2 separate regions of the Homo sapiens genome follow, and region 2 is linked to region 1. A link is a loop called in an ENCODE intact Hi-C map of the cell type or tissue named here. Cell type or tissue: K562. All regions are shown on one strand.

Evidence for each region. A loop is a pair of places that touch in the nucleus more often than their neighbours do. Peaks named below come from ENCODE experiments on the same cell type or tissue, not always from the same donor. Only the 100,000 strongest peaks of a DNase experiment are listed, where the experiment ranks them.
Region 2: it touches region 1 in a loop (2.2-fold over the local background); 4 of 110 quality-filtered maps call a loop at or near these places.

Annotation. Positions count from the first base shown.
Region 1 is chr11:45,994,116-45,996,615 of GRCh38, forward strand. The region is part of intron 6 of PHF21A (PHD finger protein 21A); the gene reads right to left. Among named protein-coding and RNA genes, the nearest start is that of LARGE2, 73 kb to the left of the region's middle. RefSeq lists an enhancer at 293-838. In K562, a CTCF peak has its summit at 1,516; DNase peaks (open chromatin) are centred at 396 and 1,516; H3K4me3 peaks cover 230 bases.
Region 2 is chr11:46,105,542-46,108,041 of GRCh38, forward strand. The region is part of intron 1 of PHF21A (PHD finger protein 21A); the gene reads right to left. Among named protein-coding and RNA genes, the nearest start is that of PHF21A, 15 kb to the right of the region's middle. In K562, no CTCF peak of the experiment used is centred here; DNase peaks (open chromatin) are centred at 1,220, 1,500 and 2,380; H3K4me3 peaks cover 539 bases.

The sequences.
Region 1 (2,500 bases):
TTCTGTTGCTAACCTTACAGCCTCAAGCCAAAAACTTCAATTCTGGAATAATGACTTCAATTTTAAAAATGGAATGGACACTGGCAACATTTAGACTGGGTAAAGTGTTGGGCTCTGGTGGGTTTTTAAAGTAAATCATAGCAAACTTTACTTACCATCCACTAAAGCTGGATTTAAAAATTTGATTCACTAACAGATTTATCTTACTGCCATAAAAATTATGTAGCTATTTGTCTTTTGAAATAGAGCTCAGATAATCAAAACCCATATGCAAAGGGGCTGCGGAAATACCATTACAAACCACACAGAGAGGTTTTAAAACCAGCCTCCCTGCTTTCAGAGCTGCTACTAGGAATCCTGGCTGCCCCTCCTCCACGTATCAGGCAAGACCAGGGCTCAGTCAGTAAGACTGCTGTGTAAGTGACGCAGCCATCACTTCTGCTTAGTCTCCACAGGCCTAATGTATGTGATGCTGAATTTACTTATCTCAGTAGGCAGCACAGCCTCACCAAGAGTGGTTATGTTTTAGGCTTTGTAAGAACAAGATGTCAGGGGTTTTGCTGTTGCATCATTCTGCAACACCTTATTTCAACTCTGTGCTGAGCTGGCAAAAGCTCTAAATCAACCCAGCTCTGCAACCCAGCTCGCTTAGCTTACCCTTCAGATGTTCCAGTAGTAGGACGACTTTGCAATATTCACTGGCAACGTGACACACTAGTAACAGTTTGTCTAGTCATCACACGCTTTGAATGTCTCCCTGGTATTTCTCTGTCCTTGTCCCTCTGTGCTGCATTTTCCTTACTAAATATTTCTGATAATATTTTCAACCAAAGGACGTAAGAATCTAACTCCATCTTGAGCCCACAGAAATGTGTATAATCTCTGTGCTATATGCAGACCTGGGAGAAAGACCTAATTGTCAGACTGTACCTAAGCGTCCTAGAGTCTACTCTGCTTAGATGTTGAGAATGAGAAGAGACAATTATTTCCATCCCCTTTATAAGAATACAGCTGATTTCAGGTTGGCTGCTAAGGCAAGTGTGATAGGCTTGCTTGGAGAAAGCATGGATATTTGTTGTCTGATGGGATACAGTGGAACGAACCCACTCATCAGCAGGCTATCCACTTTTGCCACTAATCATAGGGGAGAAAGCACTTTTAGGAAAAGAAAATGGAACAAATTCAGTGGAAAAGAAGTGACACAAAAGTGCAATGTTTAACAAGCAGCTGCTCTTGGTGGCTGAAGGTGCTCCTGTCCTAACAGAGACTCCCCTAACAGGAAGGAATCATTCTTACACAGGGGTGCATACCTATACTTCACAGCATGTTTGTGTGACAGTTATACTGTCATAATTTTAGATGGTTAAACCTCTACTCCCGGGTTTATAAAAGATCAGAGCACTTGTCACTCTTGGTGCAGGTAGAGTGAGATAGAGTGGTTGAGCAGTTCATTTTTCTTTATAATTACACTCCATTAACCTTCCACATGAGAGCTCCCCTGTGCTTTCATACCAGCAGCACCAACTGGCTGCATTTGATAAGGCTCTACAGAGTCTGCAAGACCAGCACATGTAACAAAAGGAAGACTTTAATACTGCAGACTTAAGCAGAAGCTGAACGCAGCTCTGTTACTTATTGGCACACATATTCAGCTCAATTATACATGTGTAGACAAAAACAAACCAAAAACATAAAGCTGGAAACCAGTAAACAAATGATGGGAGCTTATTTAAATCAAAAGTGATTCAAAAACCTTCTGGTAATCTTCATAATATTCAAACCCCAAATTCATTATTATTTTCAGTATATGGCTTTTTTTAAAAAAATAATTTTTATTTATTTATTTAGACACAGGGTCTCCACTGTCACCCAGGCTGGAGTGCAGTGGTGTGATCATAGCTCATTATAACCTCAAACTCCCCGGCTCAAGTGATCCTCCCACCTCAGTCTCCCAAGTAGCTAGAGCTACAGGCATACACCACCAAATCCAGCCAATTTTTAAGTTTTCTGTAGAGATGAGGTCTCACTGAATTGCCCAGGCTGGTCAGAAACCCCCGGCTTCAAGTCACCCTCCTGGCTCGGCCTCCCAAAGTGAGCCACCATGCCTAGCCATTATTGTTTTTCTAACCTTTGATAATGTGGCATCCTATTAAAAACATAGGATCTAGTACTCAAGGTAGTAAAGCTTACAGGTTGACACATTATAGAGTGATCTATATTACAATTAGATCACATTGGTGTCTACAAGCTACATGTGGTATTTACTTGCTAAAGCATTTCTCTTTATGTATTGCTCAGTAACTCACTTAAAAAATATGCTGGTTAAGAACTAGCACTAAGTCTGTCCCTATCATCCTTGACAGTGGCCACATAAATGATTTCCCTTTTTGAGAGACAGAGAGAGAGAGAGAAACGTATTCCATTAATAATGCATTCTCCTGGAGTTTTTAATGCAGTGCCAGGAATGCTACTCTCCATATGCACAAAGGTAGATTAGTGC
Region 2 (2,500 bases), 110 kb after region 1:
AATGAATGTCACTCTGAAAATATCCCAGTGTGTACAGTACCCTTCCATCACCCCTTCTTCTTCCCAAACACCATAAAAAAAAACACAAAAGGAATGAATGAGTCTAAGCTACTTAAAAATCATAACAAATGTCCAATGATAACTACAAATTTAAATGAGAAAAAAGCAAAATTCTCATAATTTTGTAACTTGTCCAAATTTTACATTTAAAAAGCACTAGGCCTCTTTGAAAGACTCAATTCTTAGACTACCTTCTTATCATAAATGTGCCTTGAAGGATGCAGAGAATTTTTGCTTCAGATTCTGAATATCTTGATAGGTGTATTTAAAACAAAAAACATGACTATTGCAGTATAAGTTATTGGGCTTTTTATACTAATATCTAATAGCATGACAATGTATTTAATTACACAAATATAAGTATTAGGCACGGATTTAATATTTGTATACTAACATGTAATATACAGAAAATAAATACAAGGAACAGGACTGGACCTAAAGGTACTGAGAACCTGACACAATGAAAACAGGAACTATTGCAGCTCCCTCCATTGACATCGTAAAGTTGCCACATTTTCTGGGCTCTCTTTTGAATTAATGTGGCATCTGTTCCAAGTACAGCATGCTAACATTTTACTAAAAGATATTTTCATTCTACATTTGTATCTGATTTGCTTTTTATTTGAACTCCTGTTTTATTTCAATGGTCATTATTTCTTTATACCAAGTTGTCAATTTGGCATTCCTAATCTATCTCCCCTGAGCACAAAAGGGTGGGGGGGAACCATCAGCTTAAAACTCTCTAACAGCAATAATTACAATATGTTTTGCATATAGATTAAATAAAGAAAATAAACAGCACAAAGATTTTTGTAGGCTTTTTAGTATCAAGTCCTGATAAGTTAACGGCATCTGTTCCTTTCAGAAAAAGAATTCTGCTCTGAGGTGTTGGGGGTTGGGGGAAGTAAACAAATACTAAATAGAATAATTCAAGTTACAAAGTTTGGTCTTCGAGATATGATGATTTCAATAATTTGCACATATCCAACTCCATCCACTGATAATTGCTTTTTAAGACATCTTCAAAAATGCTGTAGCAACAAGCCAAATACAACCACTTGTACTTAACATGCATGCTGCATACTCCACAATGTTACGTCACATCAGGCACAGAGAAGACGCTTACCAAGCTATCCTGCGTTCTATAAACTGCCTAACAACAGAAAAAGGCACTGCCATCTCAATGGGAGTAGAAGCTATCAGGGCAGGCAGCCCTTTCCCTTTTGGTCAACTCTGAGGAAAACAAGTAAGGTTTATATTTCTGTCTTTTAAAGCTCACCTCTCTCCAGGCCTATACTTTGAATCCTTCAGCCTTTCACAGAAAGAAAGGCTGTTTCTTTAAAATTAAAAAGCTGCAAAAGATCACTCCAACTTAAAAGTCCCACACCTTTTACCAACTGTCCTCCAGCTGTCCCCACGGCTGCCTCTTCTGCAGGAAGAATGGCCTATCTTGAGCACTCATCTCCAAGTGGGTGTGGGTACCCTGAGGAAGGGAGCCACTGGGAAGAAATTATTACAACTTATATTTTAAAATCTCATCCTTTTAAAAATTTCAAATTTCCTATATGTTTGACAACATGCATAAAACACTAGTTTAGACTATCATACATTTAACTGGTAACCATAATTTTTAAAAGTGTAGAGAGTACTGGTCAAGATGACTGAGTCTAGAATAAAAAAGGAAAACTAGGCTCTACCACTAACTTAGTCAAATTCTTGTCTCTCAGTTTCACCATCCATAACATTAATTGAGCCCTCTGTACACTATTAGACTAGAATGAACAAGAATAAAATACTCTGTAGGACATGGTCTGAGCCACTCAAAAGGAAAAGCATATTTATGAATGCTACCAATGAGAAAAACTAAACTTGGCTGGTAAAAAACGTTGACTACTCTATAGTTTAAATAAACTGCTACATTCTACCAGGTCCAATTCTTAGAATTTTACGGCAAGGCTTTAGCACTTCGTGGATCTAAAGAAGCATAAAGCACCTTAGATGCAAGGAGTGTATTCTAGGATTAGAAAGGCTTTTTTAAAAACTTTTATAACGAAAACTTTTTATTACCTGTGTAACAAAATTTTTTAATTTAAAAATTACAACAGTGAATTATCACTAATAATCTCAGCAACAAGTTAAAACTCTCAAAGCTGGAATCAAGAGTTCTATTTAATGTAGATTATAAGGCCTTTAGTATGTCTTTCTAAATATAATGCCAGAAAAAATGAACAGCACTCAAATAACTTACTTTTTTTTTTTAACTGCGTTAAAAAATACTGAGTTATCAGCATAGCATTTGGTAGTGGTTGAGTGAGTAGGGATAGGTGATGGGGATGAGGTCAGCCCACACTACTCACATGAAGTTGTGAAGACCAGGACTAATTCCTATGTAGGGTATCTTTACGCTGATTAAGCAGTACTACTTTGAGTTTCTATTAAT